3 separate regions of the Mus musculus genome follow, and regions 2 and 3 are each linked to region 1. Evidence: chromatin loops called from intact Hi-C (ENCODE). Cell type or tissue: heart. All regions are shown on one strand. Each heading gives the region's core, and the rest is flanking DNA. Links, peaks and the distances in the headings are about the cores only.

The links. Hi-C counts contacts between places; a loop is a spot of excess contacts. Peaks named below come from ENCODE experiments on the same cell type or tissue, not always from the same donor. Only the 100,000 strongest peaks of a DNase experiment are listed, where the experiment ranks them.
Region 2: a loop joins it to region 1, with 7 times the contacts of the local background. A loop is called at or near these places in 33 of 42 quality-filtered maps.
Region 3: a loop joins it to region 1, with 8 times the contacts of the local background. A loop is called at or near these places in 33 of 42 quality-filtered maps.

Annotation. Positions count from the first base shown.
Region 1 is chr4:149,801,510-149,811,518 of GRCm38, forward strand. Gm42354 (a long non-coding RNA gene) reads left to right here. Exons shown (of 3, transcript XR_881588.1): 3 at 222-1,020. Among named protein-coding and RNA genes, the nearest start is that of Gm42354, 16 kb to the left of the region's middle. In heart, for the core only: a CTCF peak has its summit at 5,367 (motif pointing right); DNase peaks (open chromatin) are centred at 5,392 and 7,242; H3K27me3 peaks cover 2,722 bases.
Region 2 is chr4:150,094,842-150,104,850 of GRCm38, forward strand. It overlaps Gpr157 (G protein-coupled receptor 157), which reads left to right. Exons shown (of 4, transcript NM_177366.3): 2 at 3,917-4,130; 3 at 6,739-6,936; 4 at 7,371-10,009. The coding sequence ends at 7,568. Among named protein-coding and RNA genes, the nearest start is that of Gpr157, 12 kb to the left of the region's middle. In heart, for the core only: no CTCF peak of the experiment used is centred there; DNase peaks (open chromatin) are centred at 4,210 and 7,909; H3K27me3 peaks cover 3,832 bases.
Region 3 is chr4:149,954,313-149,964,321 of GRCm38, forward strand. Spsb1 (splA/ryanodine receptor domain and SOCS box containing 1) reads right to left here and starts at 694. Exons shown (of 3, transcript NM_029035.2): 1 at 541-694. In heart, for the core only: CTCF peaks have their summits at 988 and 1,925; DNase peaks (open chromatin) are centred at 1,989 and 4,479; H3K4me3 peaks cover 693 bases; H3K27me3 peaks cover 1,673 bases.

The sequences.
Region 1 (10,009 bases), core at 502-8,501:
TCTTCCTCATCCTCCTCCTCCTCCAGTTCCTATAACTAGCAAAAAACTGAATACAGTGAGCATAGAAAGGTTATAAGACAAACATTTGACCTGAAACCGGCAGAAATAAGGGTCCCGAATGAGGTGCTGTGTGTGAGGATCAGGTTAAGAAGCAGAGAAGACACAAAGGCAATACCTGGGGTCAGGAGGATTAAGTATAACATCTTATATACTACTTACAGGGGGGAGAACGGCCAAGCTACAGGTCAGACAGTCTTGGCAAAGAGAACACAGGATGCCTCAGACACAGCTGCCCAAGGACGGATAACTACCTCCCAGGGGGAAGAGTCCAGACCCCAGAAACCATGACAACCTTGACTCCCCTGAGGCATTGGCTGCAGCAGGTTGCAGGCCTCACCAAATCCGTTCCTGGTAAGGCCAAGGAAGAGATGCTCCCCTTGTCTTGTCATGCGGGCTTCCAAGGAAGTCTTGGATTGGCTTGGCTCCCTGCAAGCACGCGTAGATAAAGTCATTACCTTCCTAATGCATGTATCAGACAAGTGGGATTTGAAATTAAAAGCATGGCCAAGACAGCTCAGTCAGTCAACAGGGTCTAAAGCAAGGGAGTGAGGATTGGAAAAGAAGAAAAACAATTAGACAAAATTATAGCATGACTCCAGTCTGCACTGAGGCTGAAATAGCCTAGATACATCCAAAAACCATGGTCAGCTCTTAGATCAAAGACAAAGCAATCAAGCCAAGTAGTGAATAAAGAGATCACACGGGATAGTGATTAAGTGGTCAGCAAAGAGATCACACAAGGCATTAATTCAGCAAAGCAGTAAACAAAGCCCCGTGGTCACCGTTTCTGACATGCTTAGCTGAGCCGACTTCCTTGTTCGAGCCCAGTGACAAATGCCAAATTCCTAGAAGCGGCACCAAGAGCCCTCAACAAAAGCATATTACTACTAGGTCAGCGACATGGTTCACTGGGTAAAAGCACTTGCAGCTAAGACTGTGTACTGGTTTTGTGTGTCAACTTGACACAAGCTGGAGTTAGCACAGAGAAAGGAGCCTCCCTGAGGAAATGCGATCCAGCTGTAAGGCAGTTTCTCAATTAGTGATCAAGCGGAGAGGGCCCATTGTGGGTGGTGCCATCCCTGGGCTGTTAGTCCTGGGTTCTATAAGAAAGCAAGCTGAGCAAGGCAGAAGAAGCAAGCCAGTAAGGAACATCCCTCCATGGACTCTGCATCAGCTCCTGCTTTCTGACCTGCTTGAGTTCCAGTCCTGACTTCCTTTGGTGATGAACAGCAATGTGGAAGTGTAAGCTGAATAAACCCTTGCCTCCCCAACTTGCTTCTTGGTCTCCATGTTTTGTGCAGGAGTAGAAACCCTGACTAAGACAGGCTGTGACCTGAATCTGATTCCCAGGACCCACACGGTGGAAAGAGAGAACTGACTCTTGCAAGTTATCCTCTGATGGGCGCATGTGCGCTATAGCACACACACCGCCCCTCCCCCCGCCAATTATGCACAAATGTAATAAAAAGCTTAAAACTATTACCAATTGTATTAGAACTTCAAAAATGAAATATTAAGATACAGATCTGTGCAAGATCCACATAGGGAAATCTACAGACGGGAACTGGGGAGCTGGCTTAGCCGTCAGGAGCACCTGCTGCTTGTCTGGTTTGACTGTTGTTGTGATAAACACCATGACCAAAGGCAACACCACCCACAGTGAGATGGGCCATTACATATCAATCATCAATCAAGAAAATGTTCTACAGATTCATCTACAGGCTGGTCAGATGGAGACATTTTCTCTATTGATGTTTCCTTTCCCAGGTGATCCTAGCTTGGGTCAAGTTGATGAAAATAACTGTTCATCACAGACATCAAAAGCCAGCCCCAAAGCACTCTGGACTTCGGTAGATAACTGATGTTGTCAGTGTAGATTGTGGCCATGGCAGATGGCTGTGGGGTGCTGGGGCTGGAAGTGTGCAGTTTCTCCGGAGGGTTCAGCTCTCTGCTGCGAACCTAAAACTGCCTCGAAAAAGTAGTCTATAAAGAACAGAAAAGCCTGGTGTGGTGGTGCTTGCCTGCAATCCCAGCACCTAAGAGGCTGTGCAAAGGATCAAAAGTTCGAGGCCAGCCTGGGCTATATAGGCACGCTCTGTCTCAAAACCAAAACCCAAGTGAACAACCAACAAAAGTCCCAAAGTCCAAACAAAACCAGTCAGCTAACCGGCCAAACCCTAGTTCTTCACTACTGAAAAGTTGGGGGTTGGGATTCAAGGGGGACACTGAGGTGGACCGTCTATTAGGTCACTAATTCCATGGGCAGACAGACAGATGACACAGCCTGGCACAGTCTCTGAGGAAAGTTCTGGCCCACGAGGCATGTGGGGATCCCGTCTTTCTACAGATCTCGGAGGAAGGAGGATTCATGTAGCTGGGCTGTCAGAGGAAGGCTCGGGGAAGGGAGTGGGGAGTCACAAAGCCAAGCTGTTTCTGATGCCTGGGTATCAAGGGGACCAGAGAGGATTGGGGGGATGAAAATATACTACTCCAAGAATGTGGGGGGAAAGAATAAGGGGTACCTGTTATACCACAGGGAAATGTATGGCCAATGGTAGTCCTCCTATGCCCTGGAGTCTGGCAGCCTGAGGTCTGTATGTTTTCCTTGGGGAAGGGAGCATAGCATTCTACATCTCCTCAGTAAAAGGAAACTGTGAGCCACACTAGGCATAGCTTGAGCATAGAAGATCTCTAATCCTGTCCCCAGAGTGACACACTTCCTTAATAAGTCCACACTGACTCCAACAAGGCCATATCTCCTAATAGTGTCACACCCGTGAACCAAGCATTCTAACACATGAGACCATTGGAGCCATTCCTATTTAAACCACCACAGGGACAATCAAGAGGACTGACAGTGGCTGAGAAGCAAGGACAGGTGGTCTCTGTCCCCTGGACAGGGCAGTTGAGACCTAAGGTGCATGGCCCACTCCTTGCTGACTGGGATCCTCATTAAATTGAATCACTATAAACCCATTCCCCTATCTCTGCTTCCTGAAAACACAGAGGTAACACGAGCTGCCCCCAGAGGCCAGTACATGCACTGAGCGAGGACTAAATGGGTCCCTGAGGCTCCTTCTGGCGCCACTGTGTCCTTAGGTGGCTGCAGAGGAAAGGTAGCCATGGAGGTACTTAGGGCCGGACTGCATCGGTCTGGGAAGCTTTTTTCTGTGTCCCCAGGGCCCTGGCTGCATTTCTCTCAGCTTTCTCCTTCCCTCTCACATCACAGGATAAGACTGATGGACATATGTGGGGGATAGTCTAAAGGAACATGCCTTTATCTGCCTATAACCAACATCAGCAGAGTGGACCACACCTCAACTGAGAAACCCATCCAGAGGTGGTCATGTGTAGATTTAAGAATATTGGTGTCTCCTTGGAAATCGAGGTGTGACCAGAAACAGGGTACAGGGTAGGTGATCAAGGGTTGGGGGTAAGAGAATATTCCAGAGCATTGAAATCAGGGCAGAGAGACAGTTAAGTGAGAAGGGGTCATGGGCTCCTAGGACTTAGGTCAAGTTAGGGAGCAAGAAGGAGAGAGACAGAGAAGGGCTCCCCTTCTTGCCCCATTTTCTCCCCTTTGTCTCACCAGAAGCGTCCAAAAATAGAGCCCTGTTTGTTTGTTTGTTTTTCGAGACAGGGTTTCTCTGTGTAGCCCTGGCTGTCCTGGAACTCACTCTGTAGACCAGGCTGGCCCCGAACTCAGAGATCCTCCTGTTTCTGTTTCCCGAGTGCTGGGGTTAAAGGCATATGTCAGCAACAGAGTCCTTAGCTGCCCAGAAACCCCAGAGTTCTCTAGATACAAGTGTCAGGTTGACATCATTTGAAAGAAGATGTGGAGCTTGTAACTTCTCTATGACAGCACCTGTGTGGTTTCTGTTTTTTATTTTAGACTTAAGATTTATTTTAATTTTATGTTATGAATGCTTTGCCTGCATGCATATAAGGGTACCACATTTATCCACTGCTCTTGGAGGCCAGAAGACAGTGTTGGGTCCCCTGAAACTGGAGTTACAGGTGGTTGTGAGCCACTGTGTGGGTGCTGGGAACTCAACCCAGGTCCTCTGCAAGAACAACAAGGGCTCTTAAGCACGGAGCCATTGCTCCAGCTCCCAATATCTGTTTTTAAAAACCATTCTTAGGAGACTGTATCTCGGTGTGGGAGGGCTTGTCTAGGATGTAAAGAGACCTGAGTTCCATCCCTGGGATCACATAAAGCCAGACATGGTAGTACAAGCCTACACTCCCAGAAAATGGAGGATAGGGTCAGAAGTTCAAGGTCACCCTTGGCTACATGGACAATTTGAGGCTAGCCTGGGCTGCATGTGGCCCTGCTTGGAAAAAAATATTTTTAAATGATAAAAGTAACAGAAACAGAGATCTGGGGACCATTGAACCCCCCTGGCTTTAACCGTGAAACAGTCAGCTTGCTCCATTGTTCACGAGGACAAAGGTTGGGTTAGAATAGACACAGTTCTCATCCTAACAACAGGTTCCAAGTGAGAGAGTAAAGGTGGACAGAGACCCTAAAGACCAGGAGATTCTGATGCAGACAGATTAAAAAATAGCTAATATTTTTATCACTGGTGAGGCCGTCCAGTGGTATCAGTATTGGACTCCGGCTCTAATGTCAGTAATAAGTATGGCAGTATCAAGGTTTCTTTATATTGTGTGTGTGTGTGTGTGTGTGTGTGTGTGTGTGTGTGTGTGTGTGTGAATGAATGCAGTTGCTATGTGTGTGTTTGTGTGTATGTGTGTGTGTAGTGTGTGTCTCTGTGTGTAGTGTGTGTATGCTTGTGTGTGTATGTGTGTGTGTAGTGTGTGTCTTTGTGTGTAGTGTGTGTATGCTTGTGTGTGTATGTGTATGTACGAGCATAAGTGTAGTTGCCATCTGATCCGAGGCCAGCAGTTCCCACTGGAATTGGCGTCAGAGGTGACCGAGCACCATTTTGTGGGCCCAGGGAACTGAACCTAAGTCCTCTCACAGAGCAGCAAGAGTCTCTTGGTTTCCTGATCTTTTGTGATTAAATAGTTACAGTGGGCCTAGAATGCTTTCTGGAGTCAGCTTTAAGATGACGCTGTTGTGGGAGATGGCAGAGATCAGGGTGAAAAGAGACTAGAGTTGTGTGTGTGTGTTTTAAATTTATTTTAGTTGTTTTAAAAAATATACCAGAAATTTAAAAACCTTTAAATGTTATGTAGTAGGCAGGACTAGCGTTCTTGGTGTTCAAAGAGGCTTAGATGACTGAGGGGCAATTCAGTCAACCACAGGCAACCAGCACCCGCATCTGGCAATGGAGTAAATGCTTGTTGCCCACCAGGGGGCGCCCGAGACCATGCTAATCCATATAGGATAGGCCCGTTTGCTCAAAAGCTTGCAAAGTCAGGGCCAAGGCCATGAGCTGAGAAACGCGGTTGACTCTGAGTGTCACTTTGAGAACCTTTGGTTTCCATGTGGGAGGGGGAAGGAAGAGCGAGAGGGAGAACACTTTTGTTGAGGTATAACTCACATATCACATAATCCACCTATTGAAAATGTACACTTTAGTGCGTGTGTGTGTGTGTGTGTGTGTGCGCACGCGTGCGTGAATGCATTGTGTAGACAGGGTCTGTGTTGTTCCCGCTGTGTAAGCGAGTTAGCTGGCCCGTGTGCTAGCCTCCTGGAACTGAGCCATCTCTTCTTGCCATCTCCACATGGGGATTCGAGGATGTCAGCTGCATCCTTCCATGCTAGGTTTTCCGTGGATTTGGATGCTTCAAAGACTTGAGTAGAGTTACCTCTGACCCAGAAGTCCCGCCTCTAGGGAATCTTCCTTCTCAGCCCCCAGAAACCACTGTGCCTTCTTCTGTCTCTGTGGGTCTGTGTACCCTGTGCATTTCAGCATTTCATAGCCGTGGGCTACACATTGGGGGACTCTCAGCTTCTGCCTTCCTCCTCTCCGAGATAGACTTCAAAGGCTCACCCGTGTGTTAGGTGTCAGAGCATTAGCTCTTTTCAGGATGAATAATGCCCTAAGTATGTGTGGTCTGTACTCACTCATTCATTAGTGGATATTAAGTTGTTTATCACTTACAGTTATAGTGCCGTTATAATATTTGCACATGTTTTTGCTTGACCTGTTTAATTTTAATGACTTTGAGACATTTATATCTTTACATGTTATGTGTGTCTGTACAAATGTGTGTGTGAGTGTGCCACAGGACGTTAGGACGACTTTGAGTCAGTTCTCTTCTTTCACCAAGTCGGTCCTGGGGATTGAACTCTGGATGTCAGGCTTGGCCGCAAGGGCCTTGACCCTGATCATTTCACCGGCCTGCCGAGATGTGTAACTTTAACAACACTTCTCCTTCCTTCCTGTGTGCGCTCGTGTGGACACGTATGTGGAGGTCAGAGGGCAACTTGCAGGAGTCAGTTCTCTCCTTTGACCTTAAATGTCTCAGAGATTGAACTCAGAGCCTCAGGCTTGGCAGAAAGACCCAAGGGCCGTGTTGCTGGCCCTTGACTTGCTAATTTTAAAGGGTTAATGCAATGCAAAGCTCTACCCAGAAGAAGAAAACCTCTCTTGGCCAGAGGTAGAATCAGATTTGTAACCCAAATCAGTAAGAACCAGGGTGTCAGATGGGAAGGAGACCAGGGAATACTTTCCGTAAAGTGTAATTAACCCAGCTTGGACCAGCGACTGGGAGCTCAGGGTTGCTACCTGCTGAGTCAGCAGTAGTTAGAGTCCCATCCCCACTACACACTTCGTGCTGCCCCGGTACAGCACCGAGGGATTGATTTCGGGTTCCCTGGGAAAGGTGAGACCTTGGTCTGCAGTCTTGTTACTTCCTGCCCCGCTGATCGAGGCCTGCTGTTACTTAATCCGCCAGAACCTGTGCCTACCTCCCTATAATGGAGCCCTGAATGTCCTTCTGGATGAAACGAGATCGTGTGCTAAAGCGCTCTGGCTGGGTGGAGCATGATCCGCAGACATTTACGGGAGTCCTAGGATGCTGGTGAGCAAGCAGGTGGGCCCCGTGGTTCAGGATCCCTGGCTTGGCTATCTAGGGTGAAGGTGCTTGGTGCAGGAACACAGCGATGCTGAGGGTGATTGGGGGGGGGGGAGGCTGCAGGTTGAGAGGAGGGGAAGAGAGAGAGAGGATGCAGGCTCAGACATGCAGAAGCCCAAGGGAATCACGGAATCATGGGTCCTCCCATCTGGCCCAAGTCGCGCCTGTAATCAGCTGAGGAGGAACGTTAGAGTTGAGAAAAGCGCTCTGGGAGAGGAGAAGACAGTCCTTACCAGGGGGATTTTCTCTTAGGCCTTCCCACGTGGAGTTTGCTGATAATTTTGGAGGGAGTTTTGCCAGGAAAAGGCAATAAAAATGATGGAGAGGCTGGAGGGCCCACTGATGAGGCGAGATGAGAGGACTTGGCCTCTGGATTGATTTAGAGGAGCCGTGGGGCTGGGGTGGGGGTGGGGAGCGTGGGGGAGCTGAGCTGGCAGGTGTTAGGAGAGGAAGTGATAGGACTTCTGGGCACAGAGCCTGCTTAGGAGAGCAGTGGCCCCAGGAGGGCTGTGGAGATGCTAAGGGGCTAACATCCCTCCCATCTCTGCTCATCCCAGACACACTGCCTCCTTCTCAAGCTTTTTTGGAAGCACTGGTTGGTTTTGCAGCCTGGCCCTCCAGGTTATACATGGACTCTAGCCTGGTGACACTGGTCAGAGGTGCGTTCAGCACGGCCAGCTAGGGGTGACTAAAGGCTTTAGTCAACTGACAGGCATTTGACCAGTTCTTCTAGGCTCCTCTTCCCCCTCCATTCCTTCCCTCCATCCTCCCATCCCTCCCCCTTTCCTAACTTACTCTTTTGTTCCTTGCTACCTGCCTTCCCTCCGTTCTTGCGTCCTCTTTTCCCCTTCCTTTCTCCCCATTTTTTCCTTATTTTTGGTTTTTCCAGATAGGGTTTCTCTGTGTAGCCCTGGTTGTCCTGGAATTCATTCTGTAGACCAGGCTGGCCTCGAACTAAGAAATCTGCCTGCCTTTGCCTCCCAAGTGCCGGGATTAAAGGCGTGCACCATGTTTTTCCAAATTATCGAATTCTAATTGTGTATGCATGCACCACCGTGCTTGGGGAGGTCAGAGGGCAATTGTGGGAGAACGTCCTTATGCGGGTTCTAGGGATGGAATTCAAGTCATCGAGCTTGGCTGCAAATGCCTTTATCCAAGGAGCCACCTGGCTGGCCCTTCCCTTTCTCTTTTGGATAATTCTTGCTATGAGTTCTTCATCCTTCTGCCTCAGCATCCAGAGTGCTGGGACCACAGGTATATGCTACTTATATTATTTACTTTCTGCTGCTGTGGTAACACACCAAGGCCAGGGCAATTTACAGAAGAAAGGGTTATTCGAGATTACAGAGGTGTGAGTCCAGTGTGCGGGAGAAACATGGCCACAGGCAGCAGGAGGATGCTGAAGAAACATGGTGGCAGGCAGCAGGAGGATGCTGGAGGAACATGGTGGCAGGCAGCAGGAGGATGCTGGAGGAACATGGTGGCATGCAGCAGGAGGATGCTGGAGGAACATGGTGACATGCAGCAGGAGGATGCTGGAGAAACATGGCCGCAGGCAGCAGGAGGATGCTGGAGGAACATGGTGGCATGCAGCAGGAGGATGCTGGAGGAACATGGTGGCAGGTAGCAGGAGGAACATGGCCACAAGCAGCAGGAGGATGCTGGAGGAACATGGCCACAGGCAGCAGGAGGATGCTGGAGGAACATGGCGGCAGGCAGCAGGAGGAACATGGCAGCAGGCAGCAGGAAAATGGTGGCATGCAGCAGGAGGATGCTGGAGGAACATGGTGGCAGGGAGCAGGAGGAACATGGCCACAAGCAGCAGGAGGATGCTGGAGGAACATGGTGGCAGGCAGCAGGAGGATGCTGGAGGAACATGGTGACATGCAGCAGGAGGATGCTGGAGGAACATGGTGACATGCAGCAGGAGGATGCTGGAGGAACATGGTGGCATGCAGCAGGAGGATGCTGGAGGAACATGGCCACAGGCAGCAGGAGGATGCTGGAGGAACATGGCCACAGGCAGCAGGAGGATGCTGGAGGAACATGGCCACAGGCAGCAGGAGGAACATGGCAGCAGGCAGCAGGAGGAAAATGGTGGCATGCAGCAGGAGGATGCTGGAGGAACATGGTGGCAGGATGCTGGAGGAACATGGCGGCAGGCAGCAGGAGGATGCTGGAGGAGCATGGTGGCAGGCAGCAGGAGGATGCTGGAGGAGCATGGCGGCAGGCAACAGGAGGATGCTGGAGGAGCATGGCGGCAGGCAGCAGGAGGATGCTGGAGGAACATGGCGGCAGGCAGCAGGAGGATGCTGGAGGAGCATGGCGGCAGGCAGCAGGAGGATGCTGGAGGAGCATGGTGGCAGGCAGCAGGAGGATGCTGGAGGAGCATGGCGGCAGGCAGCAGGAGGATGCTGGAGGAGCATGGTGGCAGGCAGCAGGAGGATGCTGGAGGAGCATGGTGGCAGGCAGCAGGAGGATGCTGGAGGAGCATGGTGGCAGGCAGCAGGAGGATGCTGGAGGAGCATGGTGGCAGGCAGCAGGAGGATGCTGGAGGAGCATGGTGGCAGGCAGCAGGAGGATGCTGGAGGAACATGGCCACAGGCAGCAGGAGGATGCTGAGAACCCTTCCTTTACCACAGATAAGAAGCAGAGGAAACTGGAAGTGGTTTGGGGAGTTTGATCTCAAAGCCTAGTAACATACTTTTTCCAGCAAAGTCACACCACACGAATTCCATTCAAACAACTGGGCACCAAGTGTTCAAATGTCCAAGACTACAGGGACATTTCTCTTAAACTACCACAGTCCACTCCCAAGCTCCCACAGAAGAGCCCACCTTGTCTTAGTTTGGGTTGCTATGGCTGTGATGAGACACCATGACCAAAGGTAACTTGGGAG
Region 2 (10,009 bases), core at 1,184-9,183, 290 kb after region 1:
GCCTGTGACCATCATAGGAATTCCTAGTGTGAGGGTGGCTTGCCTCTTTGCTGTGCACAACTAGTTTCATGTCCCTGGGAATTTCAAACTACAATGAGTAGAGAGGTCCCCTAAGGCCTTAACTGGGGAAAGCCAAGTGTCATTGTATCCAGTTTCTCTTCTCTGGGCCCTTCTAGTTCATCCCTGGGACTTGGGGACTATGCTTCCCAGAGCTTGGGGCAGTGGCTCCTCCCAGAACCTGGTACGCCAACAGCCCAACAGCTTGGAGTTCTTCCCTCATGGCCCAGGAGCTGGAAATTCAAGGTGTGGGTGAGAAGGTTCTCCTGGGTCCTCTGTCCTTCCCTCATAGATGGCACTGTCTCCTCAGATGCTTACAAGGATGTCCCAGATGCTTGTCGGTGTCAAATCTATTCCTACAGAATTCAGTGCTCTTAGATGTGGACCCGAGCTGGCAGCTGCCTCATTTGAATCCAGTTAACTCATGAAGAACCTTGTCTCCACATACAGTCCTAGCCTCAGGTTCTGAAAGTTGGGGCTTCAAGAGAAAGATCTGGAATGGAGTAGAGTTTAGTCCGTAGCTGCCTCAGAAGGGAGGAAGCCAGTGCAGAGCTGCCCTCAGGTTCCAGGTAAACGCAAACCAGGGACCCAGGCACTCGTGGAGGCGATGTTGCTGCCCTTCCAAGTGAGAGACCTGCTGGGGTGTGGTGTACTAGCCCTCCTCCAGTTAGACAGACAGACCTTAATTCTTGAGCCTCCTGCTTCAGATCCAGAGCTTTAAAGAGGAGAGGCCCCGTCCAGTCATCAGCCGGGTCTGCATGAGACCCTGTCTCAAAAAGTTTAAGAGATGGAGAGAACTTTAATAGTCTAAAGTAATTAGAAGGATGAATGGAATCCCACGAGCTGCCCTCTGACCTCCGCATGTGTGCTTGGACATCCAAGCCCTCCCTCACGAATAAATAAGTGTAATTTTAAAAAGCACACATGCACACACATATTTCTACACCAAGTGCTCCCTATGGCCACGCCCATACAGACAGTAGACTTTCCAGGGATACGTCACTGACCCCTGTGCTCCCCAGCCAGGGACTGCAACCAAGAGCACGGTATTTTATAGAGACAGATTTGGCTCAGCAGTTAAGAGCATCTGCTGCTCTTGCAGAGGACCTGGGTTTGGTTCCTAGCACCCACGTGGCGGCTCACAGCTGCCTGAACTGTAAGTGATACCACTCCTGGGTGACCTGACAGTCTCTCTGGCCTGCATGTGGTGTGCGTATATACATGCAGGCAAAACACGCATATCCATGAAACCAGTAAATCTTTAAAACATAACGCCTAAGGTGTTGTTAGCCCTGAATGGAGGCAGAAACGGGCAGACAGGAAGCTGAGCATTCAGCGTGGAGTTGACAAGAACAGAGTAGAAAGAACGAGGAGGCCACCGTGCAGCACAGAACACCGGTGCCTTCATCCAGCGAAGAGGTCCCTTAGTCACTGCTGGGGAAGCTAGAGGCTGTATGTCTTGTTCTCTGTGTTCTCAATTGCTTCAGACAGGGTCTCACTGTGTAGCCCAGGCTGGCTTCAGACTCCTGGCAATCCCCCTGCTTCAGCCTCCCCAGGGCTGGGGTTAGGGGCCTGCCTCTCACTTTCATCTTAGATGTTTCAGAAAATGAAAGTTGTGAGGCTGCCTTTTGTGGTTGAAATCACTCTCAATTCCTGACCGTGGCCGGCTGGGGAGAGCAGGGCTCAGCGAAGCACCTCTGGAAAGCCCATTGGCTGTCTGGGCGTGGCCATAGGGAGTTGTTGGTGTAGAAATACGTGTGTGTGCTTTTTTAAAATTGCATTTATTCGTGAGGGAGGGCTTGGATGTCCATGCACACATGCGGAGGTCAGAGGGCAGCTTGAGGGATTCAGTCTGGCCCTCTGATTTAGGGTAGGCTGTTGTGACTGTCCTCTCAGCCTGTTTACGGAGGGTTATCCCAGCCAGACCTGTTGACTGATAACATTCCCTCAGGAGGACATAGAGGTCACAAGACCCTCATCTGAGTGTCCAGCCACTTCCAGCCACCTGTTGTATGGACCTCTGCCTTACATGCACCTGGCCTTGGGGGAGGGGTAGAGTAACCAGGGGCCTAAAGGACGGGGGGGGGGGGGGGCGGAACAGGGATCCATCCAGATAGCTATGGGGAAGTCCTCATTCCTATTGGCTGGAGGAAAGGCTTTATAGATGCAGCTTTTTAGGCTAAGTAACTCAGTTGGGGACTTTGGGGGAGGACTAGACATTGCTCATGTACTCAGGGATGTGAACATCGTCCTATCTGTGGCATGTATGATTCATGTGTGTCTGTGTGTGTCTGTGTGTGTACATGTGCACACACTATAGACACCCATCTACACTCTTTTGATGAGCACCGTAACATTACAACATTACAGCCGTGTAGCCCAGGTTGGCCTCCAGAGTGCTTGTCTTCAAAGTACTGGGATTACAGGCATGCACTGCCCTGCCTTGGCTTTAATCACAGCCTTGACAGCTGTCGGCACACATGGGGTTGCCTGGACTTGTGTGATCTGTGTGAATGCTCACTGGATTCCCTCAGATGGTGCGGTCGCTATCTCCACCCTGTGGGAATGCTGACCTGGCTAAGCAACTTGCCTAGGTGGCAACAGAGTGGTCATTTGGACCCAGCCCATTGCATCAAAGTCAGAGCTGTCAAACAATGTGTCACCTCCATAAGAGGTGTCCCTCTGGGAAGCTGTTCTGGAAGGAAACTGGGTAGGGATTCTGGGAAGGAGACTTGGAACTGGGGCCTAATTCCAGTTGTGTTGCTGTGGGGGTGTGCTCCAAATGGCAGGCATCGGATTCCATTAGAGATGGTTGTGAGCCACCATGTGGTTGCTGGGAATTGAACTCAGGACCTCTGGAAGAGCAGTTAGTGCTCTTAACCGCTGAGCCATCTCTCCAGCCTGGTGTTCTTTGACCCTTACCATGCTACACTTCCACCACATAAGAAAAGAGGCCTTAGGGCCAAGGGGATTTACCCATAGCCTAGGATTCTAGACCCTGGATTCTCCCAAATCCTTCAGCCCCAAGCTCCCCCTAGTTGCTGAGACTGACTGGAGTGTTTAAGCCTTGGCGTACATGCTGATGTTTGCAGACCGGGGCCCACACCCCTCAATGCAGGGCTTGTAGAAACGGGAACCATCTGGCCGCACCTTCTTTTAAAATTATTTCCTTTTTCAGTATGAGTGTTTTGCCTGTGTGTCTGTCTGCTCACCTGTGCCAGAAGAGGGGGATGGCCTGAAACTGGAGTTACCCATTTGTACCAGTCTGCAAATACCAGCATTTGTGTGAGGTTTCAACCCTCCTTCAGTCCCCTGGCAACCTGGGGCAGCTTGGGGTTGGGAGAAACCAGGGTCTGGATTGGGAATTGTACGCTACGGGTGGGCAGCAAATCCCCTCGGCCCCAGATGGTTGTGAGTTACCATGTGGTGCTTAGACTCCTGGAAGAGCAGACAGTAATCTTGACCACTGAGCTGCGTTTTGAGAGTCTCACTCTGTAGCCCAGGCTAGCATCTCACTGTGTAGTCCAGGTTGACCTGGATCTCACAGTGGTCTATCTGTCTCCACCTCTCAAGCGCTGAGCTACAGGCAGTTACCAGCATGCTCAGTTTCTGTGGTGCTAGAGAGGGCCATCTGTCTCCCTTCTAACCAAGCCACATCCCCAGCCCTAAAGTCCTGGCATTCTAAATTAGAGCAGGCTTTCCCATGCCCTTCCTGCCCTCCCTTGTTTTGTAGGAGCACTGATGCTGGTTTGGGGAGCACTGTCCTCTTCTGAGAGAACCCCAGTCAGTTTTGCCCATGCTAACACTATAGGGTGTTATGGGCTAACCTTGGCATCTCTCTCTTCTCATTCTTCTTCAGCTGGGGTGTCCCGTTGGCCATCACAGTGGCAGCCGTCTCTCTAAAGAAGATAGGCTATGATGCCTCGGATGTGTCTGTGGGCTGGTGCTGGATCAACCTGGAGGCTGAGGACCGTGTCCTGTGGATGCTACTGACCGGGAAGCTGTGGGAGATGCTGGCTTATATCTTGCTACCTCTGCTGTACCTTTTGGTCAGAAAGCACATCAACAGGGCGGTAGGTGCCACTGCACTGGCCCTTAGGGGACAGGCTGTATCTCTGAAGACCCAAACTAACGCTAAGCCATAGGGACTGTGTACCTGGGCCGACTTCCAGGCTGAGCTGGCTCAGACAGATAAAAGGTAGCTGGACCGCAGAGCTACATTTTGCACATGGTCCTGCACTGCCCCCTTGTGGTAAGATTCGGTATTACATTAAGAAATTAACATCAAGGTCAAGGATGCTACTAAGTAGAGTTGGCCACAGATAACGCACCTAGTTACCCTCGGCGATCAGAATTATGGAGACCACAAATCCACGGGGATATCCCGAAAAGGAGGCTTGTCCTATGAAGGATGGGAGCCTATAAACTGATCAGTAGCTAAAGCAGTGATGGCTTCCAAAGAAGTGCACTGAGTTCAGACTCCAGCCAGTGAGAGCCCCATTTCCTAACGTGTATTTATGTACTTTTTTTTTTGAGACGGGCCTTGTTTTGTTGAGATGGGGTAACATGTAGCTCAGGCTGGCCTTGAACTCATGATATAGTCCTGTCAAGGATGACCTTACATTTCTGCTCCTGCTTCCACCTTCCTGTTAGGATTACAGGCACGTACCAGCATACCAGTTCGGCAGTGCTGGGGCTGGAACCCAGGGATTCATGCACGCTAGGTGAGAGCTCCATCAGATGTACTATATCCCTTAGCCCGGAGACAGAGTCTGATCTGGCTCAGACTGGCATCACACAGCTGAGGACAACCTTAAACTCTTGTTTCTCCTGCCGCTGCCTCTCAAGCAGTGAGAAACTTTAAGTTTTTAATCCCCTGAGTTTTCAAGGCAGAAACCCTGGGAGGGTGTGTCTTACTGGGTTGCTTTGTCCTTCCGTGCTTGAGATTGACCCAGTAGCCCTGGCTGACCTTGAACTCACAGAATCCACCTGCCTCTGCCTCTCCAGTGCTGGGATTAAAGACTATCCTGTCTGGCCCTGAGCAGCCACTTTTGACTGACAGATGCTTCTTGTAGGTATCTGTGTTCTTGGGACACCTCATCCCTGTACAGCATTTACATCTGTGTCTTCTGAGACCCTGGCTCTCCATTTAGCTGATCCTCACCTGCGCCATGTCCTTGCTGGCTCCACTGGAGTCCTGGCTGCAGGGCAGGGCCAACAGTGTGTCCCACACAGACAAGTGGCTGAGCCTTTCTGGATGCCCGTATACATCCTCCCACTGGGAAGATGAGGGCTGCTCCTGGAGAATGAAGCCCCGCCCCCAGCTCTGCCAGGCTTCATCCTTTTATGTGTGCCTCTGTCTTTTCTAGAGCAGGGCAAGGAGCCCTCAGTTTGCCAGGCTGGTCGCTGCATGTGACAGTTTCCTCTTGCACTTTGGCAAGAGTTTTCAGAAAAGAAGACGAAGTGGGCAGGGAGGTGGGAGCATAGATCATCTCCTGCCTGGAGACAGGGAGGAGAGCTGAAAATGAGTCGGGTTGAAGGTTGGCATTCAGGGATGCTAGGCATATGGCTTCCGAGGGCTTCAGTGTCCCAGACCAGGCTCAAACAGACACCTCTCGCTGGCCACCTCAGTTGGTTTTGCAGATCTGATTGTGATTTGAAACTGAACGTTTTTCTTGCGATGACAACCATTCCCAAGGAATACAAGAGCCTAGACTGGCTCCATCCTTCCCTCTGCCCCTTCTGTGGGCAAGCCTGCACTCTGGGGATCCTGCATTGTGGAGGGGCAGGGATAAGCTGAGAAACAAAGGTGGATGACCTCAGAGGATGGAGGTTGGAAGAACCCTGGGAAGCAGACAGCAGCCGGTGGCTAGGATGGGGTCAGGGGGAATGGCTGGCTGTGAGCTTCATCCTGGATGTGACACTGACTAAAGACTTAACTGTGGGAAACTGGGGATGCTTTCCCAGGTACAAGGACCAGATGAGGCCTGGGGTCGGAGGAAAGCAGTCTGGCTGGAAGTGTGAGCAAGGGAGAGCATGGGACGGAGGTCAGACTGAGGCAGGCTCGCCCTGACAAGGTCGTGTAAGGAAGGGCTGAAACAGAGCTTCTGAGGGCTTTGAGCAGAGGGCTTGCCGAGCTTGCCTGACACCACCTGAGAACCTGCAGCCTGTGTTGGGGATGGCCTGGGATGGGAAGGAGAGAGACGAGTTAGACATGTGATTATGCCAGGCCCATTCGGTGGTGGTGGGTCCGAGTATCCAGATTCTGGGTCTGATTTGGAGGTGGGACCCATAGACTGGCCTATTGGTGAGGCTCGACTGGGAAAGAGGACTAAAAGATGGTTCCCAAGTCACACAGGTGGCAGGAAAAATGAAGTGGGTTCGGCTGAGATGAATGTGCAGGGGTTCTGAGCGCTAAGATGGCTTGTTCATCCTACACAGAGGTCCCTGACGCCTCTGAGTCACTTCTGTGGAGATGTGGAATGCGATCCAGGAGCTGGCGGTTGGGGAGAATCCTTGTGGTCTGATAGGCTCCGATCCTCCCCAGTGTCCCAGTGGAAAAGACAGCAGTGTCTGCCTCTTGCCTTCCGCAGCTGGCGTGGGCATTGGACGCGCGCATAGGTGGTCTGCTAGGAGGCCCGTCTGGCTCATTCCTGACTTTGCTCCCTGTTCTCCGCACAGCACCAGGCGCTCTCGGAGTACCGGCCCATCTGCGAGGGGCGCCAGCTGCAGCGAGGCTCCTCCACTTCCACGGCAGATAAGAAGTTGGTCCTCATTCCGCTCATATTCATCTGCCTCCGCGTCTGGAGCACCGTGCGCTTTGTCCTGACGCTCTGTGGTTCCCCGGCTGTACAGACACCCGTGCTGGTTGTTCTGCATGTATGTCTGTTTCCGTGGGCCCTGCTACCCTACGGTGGCACGGCCAGATCCCCTCCCTACAGGCGCATCTCAGGTCCCAATGTGTTAGCCAGGATGGGAAGCGGGGTAGCTCACCATCCCATTCCTGTCCCAAAGCAGGCGTGGCTTGGAGTGTCCACTTGTCCTCAGCAACCTAGAGAAGCCCTCCCTAGCACAGTCCTCTGTCTGATCCCGGGTTCTTCTCAACGCAGAAGGCCTAACTGCAGGTGGGCTGGGTGGCCAGTTTTGACCTGTTGAGAGCTCTGGTTAAGGCCACGTGTCTGAGCTCATCCCACGACATTTTAGAGGCAGGAACAGGAAAAGTCATGGGATTCACAGGAGCCCACCAACTCCCCATGATTGCGTTTCTAAGACACCGCAACCTTGTATTTACGCCTCTTCCCCATCCCCTACAGGGCATTGGAAACACCTTCCAGGGAGGGGCCAACTGCATCATGTTCGTCCTCTGTACCCGGGCAGTCCGCACAAGGCTCTTTTCTCTTTGCTGCTGCTGTCCTCGGCCCTCCACCCAGAGCCCTCCGGGGGCTCCTACGCCCCCCAAGATAGGAGAATCTCAGGAATCCAGACGGACCCCAGAAGTGCCCAGCACTTGAGCGGTTGGCTTTCCTCCCTGTCCGTACTGGCGCTGCCTTCCTGGTTCCTGCTTCAGGATTAGGAGACCAAGCATGCTGTCAGCCTGGCCTAAAGTGAAGATCGGAGCCCAGTGGAGGGACAGCCATCAGTATGGACTCTTCTACCTCCCAGACTTGCAGGCAGGCAGTGTGTTCCTTGCACACTCATGTCCTGGTTCAGTGGGGTTTGTTTGTGTAAGCACAAAGACCGTGAGACTCAGCTATGCGGGATACCGCCAGGGCATTGGTTCTCAGTGTCCCCGGCCACCAACGTTGTTTACAGTTGGAGGGATCCGTACCTGTGGACCCATCCCAGGCTTGACTGAATAATAATGAACACCATCTTGGATCCCAGACATCGCAGTATGGAGTCCGGGCTTGCCAGGGCGTTGAGAATCCCTAGAGACCCTGGGGGTAATTAGCAGTGCTGGTCAGCTGAGGGTAATATCCTTAAACTAGGTCCCAAGTCCACGGAAGTCACAGGAGACTGCCATCATTGATGAAAACCACCCGGGCACACACTCATGGGCATCTCACGGAATCTCTGCGTGGGTCATCGCCCCTCAGTGTTTATTACATCTGAATTTCAGCACAGGCCAGAGTCCAGAGTCCTGTCCATTAGTCAATCACTTAACATCCTCGTTCCCTCCAGGTACCAGGACAGAAGGCAGCTCAGCTCCAGCCCCTATGGACAATTACCAGTTCACCTACTGTTCTCACAGAGCCCTCTCCTCACGGTGACTCATACAGGGGGAGGGGGTCTGGCTCTGCACTTTGCTTAGGAAAGGTGACCAGTGAATGGATCTGATTCCACCCTGAAGGTGAATGTTTGAAGAGTCAGCCTCGGGCTGGCCTGTAGCTCCGTGTAGTTTCCAGGTTGGTCCTAGCACCCCAAATACTTAAAAGGCCTTTGTGTTTTGTAGTTATCTGGGGGATATAGAAATAGGATTCTGAGATGATTACATTTTATTTTGTTTTTTTGAGACAGGGTCTCATGTGGACATGCTGGCCTGGAACTTGTTATGTAGATCAGGCTGGCCTCCAACTCACAGAGATCCACCTGCCTCTGCCTCCTGATAGTTACATTTTTAAAAAAATGTTGTGTTGTGTTGTGCCTGTTAGGCAGGTGCTCCGCCACTGAGTTCAATCCCATGCCCCTCCCCACTCCCTTTTTTTTGAGACATAATCTTACTAAGTTGCCTAGACTGGCCTTCAACTCTCAGTCGACCAGGCTGGTCTTGAACTTAAGATTTTCCTACCTCAACTTCCCAGGAAGCTAGAATTGTCGCCTTTGGCTAGCAAGCCTGGCCAGAGCGGGGCTTAACTGAGATCTGCTCAGTGGCTCTTCCACCCACACATCCCTCATTTCAGAAAGCAGTGTGTGCCGACGTGCAGGCTCTCGGTGTGGGAAGTGTGCCCGCCACCTTGCAGTCAAGGTGAGGTAGCGCCCTTGGATTCTGTCAATACCCTCACAAAACCGAGAGGATGCTCAGAGCCTGGCTCAAGATGGAAGCAGAGTCACACGGGGCATCAGCGCCCATCTCTATCAGGAAAGGAATAGTCGCGCAGAGGGCTGTGTCTGTATGCTCCTCTTCTGGCTTCCTAAAGCATTTCTTTAGGAAACTCTACAAGAGGTGGGTTCCCTTTTGGGAGTCTAAGAAAGCTCCTTGGCTTGGTACTCTGTCTGCTTACAAAACCAGTCTGTGTAGGGTGTCCTGAGATCCTGTGAAGATATTACAGCCAATGTGTGCACTGTCAGCGTGTAGCGCAGCGGTAATGGATCTCCTGGCTTCTAAAATGGAACAGAAATTCTAGGAATTTGTCTCCTGGAGGGGAGAAAATAAACCACCAAATACTACGGAGGAAATGATGTTGGATAAACCCAGCTGGACAGAGCAGTGTGAAACCCTGGCTGTTTGGGGCTTTGTTCAAGGAAAGGCAGGCAGGGGGCATCCGAAAGCCCTGCTCCTGGAGCCTGGGGCTTACCCAAGTTTTCTCTGATGCCACTGGCCAGGATTGCTGTCCGTAAAACCCCCTACAAAGTCTACACTTGGCTCTTTCCATCTGTTTCCCATGCTGCCCTGTCACCGAAGGTGGCTGGTGGTGACCCGAGGCCCGGTGCCTGACCTCTAGCCCTACGTGCTCACAGACATCAACCTTAGCTCAGCCGGTGGCCAAGTGGGTCTTCTAGGCAGCCAGGGTTCAGAGCTGAAGAGGAATAGAAGAATCCTTGGGGCCAGGAGGGGCCTTAGCACCGGTGAGGACCAGCTCCCCTTTGCTTTGCTCAGCCTCGTGGGTTCCTATCTCTACTAGGAAGTGTCATTAATATCTGTCTGTCCGTGTTCCTCTGTCACCCAAATGTGACCTCAGCCTTAATGGGTGCTACAGCCCCCACACCCTTCTTAAGCACTTTATGAATTTTT
Region 3 (10,009 bases), core at 939-8,938, 150 kb after region 1:
AGTCTCCCAGAGAGAGGCGCTACGGGGGCCGGATCGGGAAGGGGGACTAGGGCCGCTACAAATCAGAGCCCGGACTGGCGGGAAAAGCGAAACTAACTTAACTCAGCAGGGTCGCGATGCATGGGGCAGAAGGGGTCCCCTCGACTTTGGCGATGGGAGTCCCCCTCAACAATCAGAACCCTAAGGCGCCCTGGGACTAAGGAGAGCCCCAGGCCTCTTTCTCGGTTTGCAGCCTAGGCTCATCTTAGGGAGCGACTGTCCCCGCTCCACTGAGGTCCCCACCCAATGCCGCCCCCGCAGGTGGGACCCCAGAGCCTCCGCAGCAGAAGCGGCAGCGCACTGGGCGGCGCCCGGCCCCTCTCCGGGGACCCAAGATCGATCATGGCTCCACGCCGGGTGCCCACCCTATGCCCACGCTCTGCCCCGCGCCCACCCTCTCAGTTCTCTCAGCGTGGTGGTCCCCGTGTCTCCCCCATCCCCGGATCCCAGAGCCCGAACGCGCGCCCACCCAACCGGTCTTCGGTGTCCCATGCCGCCTACCGCGCACAGAGAGGCCGCAGCTCTTGGAGCTCCGGAGGCTCGCGGTGCCCAGGGCCGCGCCCGCTGCAGAGAGCGAAGTCGCTTCCTCCCCGTGGCCCCGGCGCCAGCGCCTGGAGCTGGTTCCTGCAGCAAGCGCGCGGGCCGCTCGAGCGCGACTCCTGCGCTGAGAAGAAAAAGCCACCGACAGCTCTAAGGTGGGAGGGCGGAGAAAAAAGAAGGACGCGCCGTGGGCGGGGCTTGTACGCTCCACCCCGCCTCCATTTGCCCTGCCACGCCCCATGTCACGCTCCTTCACCACGCCCCGCCTCAGGTCACGCCCTTTTTATCGCAACCCTCCCTTCTGCCTGGCGCTCCTCACAGCCCTCCCCTCCGCACTTTCCCGCTTAGCCCCGCCCTACACCACGCCCCTTCTCCTGCCACGCCCCTCTACTTTCCGACCCAGCGCTGGGTTTCCTAGCGTTGAGCGGCGCTGGTCGCCCGAGAGCCCGGAGCGCGCAGGGCTCTGAGGCAGGGCAGGCTTGGGGCTTTGCGAACTCTGTAGCCCCCGATACCACCTTCTTGCAGAAGGGCTGTAGGCTCAGACATACATCGCTCTGCCTTGGCCTCTGCAGCAAGAGCTTTGATTCCTCTGGAGAAGTTTTTAGGAAAGGCTGGACCTAAGGCCAGGATCATAATAACAGAAAACCTGCGCGGGGGCTGCGGTGGTGTCCAGCACTGTATTGAGGAGCTGAGGTTCATTCTTTAGGGAAAAAATGTTTGGCAGGGTGAGGTTATAGCAGTAATCACAGGAGCAAGATCTTGCTTAACTCGTTTGAAACTCCGGGTTAAGGTTCTGTAATGCTGTCGTGCAAAGGAACTGTCTATGAGTCCATGTGTAATCCGGCTGCTCTATACTTACTGTTTCCGCGCTCATGGAGACAGACAGGCAACTCAGAACTTCAAGACCCCGAGGTCCTGGTCGCATAGGCGTCCACAGTACCTAGACAATGAGTTTAGGATGGCACAAGCGACAGGGACTTCACATTAAAAGTACACCGTTAGAAGCTCTAGTCTGAAAGGGATTTTCCTTTCCCGTCATTACAGAAGAGAGTAGTCACAGGTGACTGAGGGAATTTTCACTCCCATCTTCGCGATATCCCCTTAAGATCTTCCCACTCCTCACCCATACGTGGGGAGGGATGCTAGAGAAGTTGCTATAAATACTGTGGCCGCTGAAGTTATTTAATCACTCACTGTAAAGACCCGAAGGGCCGGAGGCTACTGTGTAGATTCCAACCACCTCACTGTTGCCAATTTTGTTTGAAAACACAGAAGCTTCCAGACTGCTATGGACAAGGTGGGTCTGCGTGGGGAAAGCGGCCTCTCCGGGGCGCTATTGGCTCTTCGAGCAGGCAGCCTTGCCGGTGACTCAGGGGGGTGACTCCCTCCTGTTGGACTCTTCAAAGTCTGGGAATTTGAAGCATTCCCTGTGAGCACGGCAGCCACTGACCCATATAGCTTGGAAAGAGAGCATGTTCCATATGTTGAGCGAGAAGTACGTGTCCCTTATCAGGTGTGGTCGGTCACCTCACAGGGCAGGTACTGCAGCACTACACCTGGGACTATGTACTCTCTTCTAAGACTTGTCTTTTGCCTGGGGGAAAGCTTCCAGAACAGATGGAAGCTGTTTCAAATGGTTAGAATGGCAGCTGTCGGGGGGGCTGGAGAGATGGCTCAGTGGTTAAGAGCACTGACTGCTCTTCCAAAGGTCCTGAGTTCAAGTCCTAGCAACCACATGGTGGCTCACAACCATCTGTAATGGGATCTGATACCCTCTTCTGGTGTGTCTAAAGAAACCTACAGTGTACTTATATATAATAAATTAATTAATTAATTAAAAAAAAAAGAATGGCAGCTGTCCATTTGGGTCCTCTTAGCTTTGACCCCAAGAAAGACAGCTCTCAAAAGGCTTGAATATTTCTCTATCAGCACTCCTGAGTTCTGACCCTGTTGGGTAAATGGATACTGATGGTCTGAATATCTAAGCTTACCTGACAGTCATCGTTCTTATCCCTGGGACACCGGGAAGGTGGGCTAGTAAATCTCCGTTAGTCATACAGCAGTGACTTCGGTGAGTCAGAGCACTGTGAAAGAGTCCTCAAAGCCGGAATGTGAGGGGAAGGGGCGTGATCCTATTGTTTGTTGAAAAGTCATTAGCTCGCAATAGCTGATACACCAGCTGATAAATACGATCGAAAGGTCGGCTGATGATTGCTTAAGCCTGAGTCAAATCAGGCCCCAGGGGAGGAGGAGGCTCTGGACTCCCAGTTCTGTTCACGCTGCCCCGAGACCCCACTCCCACATCTTGTACATCATGGGTTCTGTTGATATGATTTGCTCACTCACTTCTCTAACCTTCAGAAAATGATAAGGATGGATGATTAGGGAACAAGCCCTCACAGAATTGCTCTCTCTGATGTTAGTTTGAGGTCTAGCTAGAGGTGTCTTGGATAGTTGGGGCCCGCAGGGAAGAACCCTGCCATTCTTTAAAGGGTACAGGGCCCTTGTCTTCTCTGAGGCCCCTTGCATTAAGACCAGCCTAGCGTAAACCCAAGAACCTTTGTTCACCCACTGGGTGTCCTTGACCAAGATACTTAACCTGCAGAGACTCGATTTGTTTGAAGTTAATTTTGTGTGCATGTCAGTATATGCAATGTACATGTGGATACAGCAGCGTGCCTACAGAGGTCATGACAACCTCAGGCACTGGTCCTCGCCATCCGCTGCATCTCAGACTCGGCTTTAGTGCTCACTGCTGCATACACCAGGCTAGCTGGCCTGGGCATGTTGTCGAATGTGGGGTTACAACATGAGTTCAAATCAGGTTGGGTCACCTATCCTCAAGAAGCCTACTAAGTTAATCCCAGCACTTGGGAGGCAGAGGCAGGCGGATTTCTGAGTTCGAGGCCAGCCTGGTCTACAGAATGAGTTCCAGGACAGCCAGGGCTACACAGAGAAAACCTATCTCAAAAAAACTAAAAAAAAAAAAAAAAAAAAAAAAAAAAAAAAAAAAAAAGAAGCCTACTAAGGTAGCCAAATTAAAAGTGGAAAGCAGCAGAAAAAGAAGATATATCTGGTGTGGTCACACTGGAGAGATCTCATAAATGCCACAAGTTCATCTGTGGGGTTGTGACGTGAGGTAGGGACCAAGAATACGCGTATCTAGGCAGTTACGGTCAAAATATGGTCCCGCTGGCCCATCATGGCTTGGGCTTCAGCCGCATCCCATAGGGAGGTCTGAGTTCTTAGAACTATGTGAAATCTTTCTGGGAGACAAGTTCCCCCTCTAGCCAGAGTCCTTTCTCCTGCCAGCATGAGATTCCTGGGGAAATTCCCATTTCTTTGGGGTCCATTATTTCAATAGTCTGACAGTCAAATTGAAAAATAAAAGTGTCTCTTTGGAATATTTTCATTTCTGCGAGGCCGGTTATAGGAGCTTCTCGGGAATCTCCAGTCCACGCCTCTCCCCCATGATCTGAGAAGTAGGAGTATGTAAATGAGATTATGCCGAGTGTTTGGAATTTTAACTCGGATGGTTGCGGGGTTCACTTTACCCAGCCGATTTGGTTTTGTTACCCATAGAACTGCTCTACGTGTTTCCCAGGGCTTGTAGAGACATGTTCTCATACATGTGTGCACTTATTTAACAAACATGAAATAAAAAGGGGGGTTGAGGAGCTTAAAGATTCCCAAGGATTTGTGAGACCAATCCATGACACAAAAGTGTTGCAAGTGCTACCAAGACCGAGAGAACAAACACGGGCATATTAGTACATGTAGGCCATCCCTTACCCATAACAGAAGACAGATCTCTCTCACAAGGTAAAACAAACTAGGCTCCATTTGTCCTTTGTGCCTGTGCTGATGCAGGATCACGTTGTTGAACAGTGACACCTGCTGGCCATATGTGGGATTGCAGTATAGCGATATCAAACATTCAGAGAAAAGGCTCCGGAACTTTATGCCAGGATTTGGGTGGTACCCAGGCTTGAAAGGAGCTCTTAAGACTCTGAGAAGATGTTAACAGAGAGATGGACATTCTGTGGCATGCAGCTAGTTGTTAGACTTCTTAGCTAGCATCACATAAACCTGGCCTTGCTGGCATGTACCTGTAAACTCAGCACTCGGGAGGTAGAGGCAAGAAGGTCAGAAGTTCAATGTTATGATCCTTTATAAAGTGAGTTCAAGACCAGCTTGGGCTTTTTGAGATTCCCAAGAGATGGGGATAGGGGGAGAGGGGATCTTCCGATAACCATTATTGCAATGGTTTTTGTTGTTTGTTTGTTTATAAGGATATACTTATTTTTATTTTATATCAATGAATGTTTTGCCTACGAGTCCACAAGCGTACTGTGTGAGTGCCTGGTACTGGTAGAGGCCAGAAGTTGGTGCCAGATCCCCTGGAACTGGGAGTTATGAACGGTTGTGAGCTGTCTGTCGTGTGGGTGCTGAGAGTTGAACCCATATCTTCTGAGAGAGCAGCCGGTGCTCTTAGGCACTAAGTTTACCTCTCCAGCTCCTACTGCAATATTTTCTGATAATTCTTCCACGAAAATAATAGCCAGTCGGCTGGGATGCTGTGCCTCTGTCAGATTGTCACTAGTAATGTTTGCCAGTCCTTCAGGGTATTTTCCCCATGGGATGGACGCCTTTACTGGAACAATAAATCTTTATTTAAACAGTGTAAACAAATACTTGCTGAGAGTATTTCTTCCTCTGGTCTCTTGATATTTTTTTAATTAAAATCTGAGGATCTTAATGGACATGTATTGAGCTCTTTTTTTTTTTTTTCTTTTCTTTCTATTATTTTTTAACCAGCTGAGTTCAGTTGGTGCTACCCGCTACAGTGTGGACTGATCACATTGGTTGGCTTACTCTTATACAGGGCTTGTGCAGGAACCACCGCGGCAGTGAGGTCATAGGCAGGGCAGCCATGCATGTCAAGAAGACAGCATTCCACCACACTCCTCCCGGTTCTCCAGCTCTTAAAAGTTTTTTGTTCCCTCTTAAGCCTTGGGCAGTGTGCGTAGGGGGAGGGGCTAATATAGACGTTTTTGTTTTGAGGATGTCCAATAAGCCCTGGGCAGTGGGGGGTGGGGGGGCTAACAGACCTTTTGAGGATGCCCAATAAGCCTTAGGCAGTGTGCGTAGGGGGAGGGGCTAATATAGACGTTTTGAGGATGCCCAATAAGCCTTAGGCAGTGTGCGTAGGGGGAGGGGCTAATATAGACGTTTTTTGAGGATGTCCAATAAACCTTAGGCAGTCTTCCTCCCTGCCTTACCTTCTCACGCCCCTGCTTCCTCCTCCTCCGCTGTGCCGCAGACCTCTCTCCAGAAGCTTCCCTGCCCCCATCCTACCCCTGCTCTGGCTCCCAGCTCCCAGCTGCCCTTCTCGGCTTGATCACCCCCCCCCCATTACACATTCTCCCACCTGGCCCTCCCTCACAGCCCCCATGAGAGGCAATCTCGCCACCGATGGTCTGAATCTTTGGGTCATCCTAATCTCACCAGACTTATATGAAGGGCTACGTTGCATTCCTATTGATGCCCAAGGCTCACCTGGATCCTTGACACACGGCATCTCCCAGTCACTGCTGTGGAACAAACTACCCCAAAGAGGCATTAAAGAGCAATTATTTATCCCCACACACACTAGCCGGGCAGCTGGAGATGAGCTGGTTCTTCTGGCCTTGGGTTCCAGGGCTGTCCGAGCCTGACTCATAGATGAGCAAACTGGGACCTGGGCTAAAAGGGCGGCAGAAACCCTGGAAGGAGAACCCATAGCTTGTGTGCCCTTTAAGTCTCTGGTCTGCTCCCTTCAGGAGCAAAAAGAAGTCACAAGGACAGAGGAAAAAGATGCTCCAGTAGGCGAAACAAGACAACAGCGAGGATTTCCTTAATAATCTCAGTCCCCACTCTCCTCAAATAGTGTCGGACGAATACATGAGGACCTCCATTTGGATGGAATAAGCTGAGTCAAATAAAGGGATAGCGCGGTGAAGATTGGAAAAACAGAGTCCCAAAGCGCAGCCAACGTGACCTGTTCCACGCCTGGCTTCCTGAGGTGTCTTCTGGGCTGTGGCATGCGTAGAGCCTTGGGATGAGTCCCCAGTTCTGCTACAATAAATGAACTTTTAAAAGAAAAACCTTGTCTAAAGTGCCAAGCGTAGCAGTCTGGCAATCCCAGCACTTAGGAGTCTGAGGCAGGAGGATTAGCAGTTCAAGGCCAGCCTCGGCTAAGTGAGACTGTCTCATACAAAACAAAAGAAAACCTTATCTCCTTAATCCTCACTCAAGCCTTCAGGTGTAGACAGAGCAAACACAACACACAGGGCTGGTGGCCTGTGAAAATCAGTGCCTTGTGTGGCTACTAAATTACAGCTTGGACTCGAACCCATGCAACCTGGCTCCAGAGTCAGGACTCATATTGGAAACCTTCCTTACCACTGTGATGAGAATACCCCACAGCAGCAAACTGTTCGTGGAAAGGTTGGTTTGAGCTCACAGTTTCAGCCGCTCACAGGCGGGGAAGGTATGGTGGTAGAAATGAAAGACTCCGAGAGGAGCCCCTCGCTCAGGCTTCAGGACAATAGCGGACACCCAAGAACTCACGACAGACCGAGCTTGTTGCAAACCACATGAGGCTTTATTCGGGGAAAGCCAGAGCTCTAGGGACGACTCATATCCCACGCAGGGATAGAGGAGTCGACCTCGAGGGGAAAGAGTTCCCAGTTTTTATAGGCCCTCAGGGGGGAAAGGAGAAGGGGGAGAGTAGGGGATTTCCAGATCTAAACAATGTCTATTCTCAAGAAATGGGTATGGGAGGGGTACAAGGAAAGAGTCTAATGAAGGTGCAGCAATGGGCACACACCTGGTCAGAACATTGGCAGACACATAGGTTCAAGGAGTGGCCAGAGCATTGTGCACCTCTATTTTTTTAAATCAGTGAAGCTAGTTCTGCTAACACTGACGTCTATCTTGCCAATTTCAGGGCTTCTGTGTCCTTTTACATTCTGCCAGGATCTTTCAGAAACAGGGCAGTCCCTGGCTGGCAAGAGTGTGAGATGGGAAAATAAATAAATAAATAAATAAATAAATAAGTCGGGCAGTGATGGCGCATGCCTTTAATCCTAGCACTCAGGAGGCAGAGGCAGGCAGATTTCTGAGTTCAAGGCCAGCCTGGTCTACAAAATGAGTTCCAGGACAGCCAAGGCTACCCAGAGAAAACCTGTCTCGAGAAAAAAAAGAAAAAAAAAAGTGTGAGATGGAGGCCATCTTGGAGGGACAAGAAGCAGAAGCAGATCCCACCTTCAAGGCTCCCAAGCAGCAACCCACTTCTGCTGGTCGGACCACAGTCCCAAAGATTCCCGGACTTCCCAAAATAAAGATCCTTCCCGAGGAGGGAGGATGTTCCCCGTTCCAGCTGTTAAAAGCATCGCATCGCACCGGGTCTCTATGTGAGAGAGCACACGTTTAGGTGACATCAAAAGTGAAAATACGGGGCTGGAGAAATGCCTCGGCAGTTAAGAGTATCCCTGTTCTTACAGAGCAGGGAGTTCAGCTCCCAGCATGCTTCCCACCACCCGTAATTCCAACCCCGAAATATCTGATGCCTTCTCCTGTCTGCCTCAGACACTTTACTCTTTAATTAAAAAATTAAGGGAGCTGGTGAGATGGCTCAGTGGTTAAGAGTGCCGACTGTTCTTCCGAAGGTCCTGAGTTCAAATCCCAGCAACCACATGGTGGCTCACAACCATCTGTAACAAAGTCTGATGCTCTCTTCTGGAGTGTCTGAGGACAGCTACAGTGTACTTATATATAATAAATAAATAAATAAATAAATAAATAAATAAATAAATAAATCTTTAAAAGAATAATTAAAACTAAATTTTAAAAAAAATATAAACTTAATTTACACCTTTTTATTTTTAATTAAAATTTAATTATTTAAATTTAAATAAACGGAACACACAATTTAAAAAATAAAATAAGCATTATGAAGGGGTAATGGAGGAAGACTATTGGAAAATGTGAGAGTAAACCACAGAACAATGAAAAAAAAAAGAATTCTAGTAGTCCGCCCCTCCCCCAGCCCCCCCCCCCCAGTAACAACTGGGGTTTGGAGGGGCGGGGCAGGAAGGGACTGGGGAAAGAGTGTGTTATTTTACTTGTGTCTTTCTCATATAAAAACGGATTTGTGATTGGAAAGATAGCCCGGTGGCACAAGCACAGGGCCCTGTGTCTGATCACAGGGACTACAGACTAAAATAAACAAATAAAGAACTTAAATAGTTCGTTTCTATAACAAACCACCGTAGGGATTTCTTTCTCAGTTCTGGAAGCTGGGGGGACTGGGTAAAGTCCAAAGCTTCATGTCTGGGGAAGGCCTGTGTCTCAGTTTGCTTTCTATTGCTGTGCTGAGCACCTTGAACAAAAGCAACGTAGAAAGAAAGGGTTTATTTGGCTTGAACTCTACCACTGAGGGAAGCCAGAGCAGGAACTCAAGGCAGGAACTGAAGCAGATACCATGAAGGAATGTCTCTTCGTGGCTTGCTCTCCATGGCTTGCTCAGCTTGCTTTCTTATACAGTCTGGAACCACCTGCCTAGGGGTGACACCGCCCACGGTGGACTGAGCTTTCCCGTATCTATCATTAATCAACAAAATGTCCCTATAGACTGACTGATAGGCTAATCTTACAGAGGCATTTTCTCAGTTGGGGTTCCCTCTTCCTGGGTGACTTTCTTGGCTTATGTCAAGGTGACAAAAACAGCTAACATAGACTGTTTGTTAGACTGCTATAACCTCCTACATGTAACCTCTCGTCACTGTGTCCCCACACGGTGGAAGGGTGGAGAAAGTCTCTCAGGCCTCTTTTAGAGGGATCATCACCTAGCTCTAAGGACACAAACACTCAGTTGGCAACAGCCTGCATTGTCCTGATTATAGTGCAAATCAGCAACCCCCGTCCCCAGAGGTGGCCTTCTCACGGTCACCTGGGCATCTTTCAGAGACTAGTAGGTCCACTGTGTGCTCTGCCATAGGTGCCACCAGCCCTGCGTGGACCTCTTTCTGTTCTTCCCACTAAACACTGACCACGGAGTTGGATCCAATAAAGAAATAAAGGCATCGTTGAGGCTCAGAATTAAGGAGGGCTCCCAACTGCCAGGGGCCCCTGATTGGTCCTTCCTCTAAGAATCTTGAACCCAAGATCTCTCCTGCCAGGCAGAGCGAATAACTCATGAGTTATGGCTTCCCGGCTCTCACTGGCACCTCAAGAGGTCAGATATCCCTGGACAAGGGTCCTATAAGCACATCGGTATGCCTTGCCTCCTTCTATTGTCACAGGGTCCCCCAATCCTGAACGCTAGTCTCTCATCTGTGCATGGGGGTGCCCCGGGCTTTGAAATAGGGCCCATCTGGATACATAA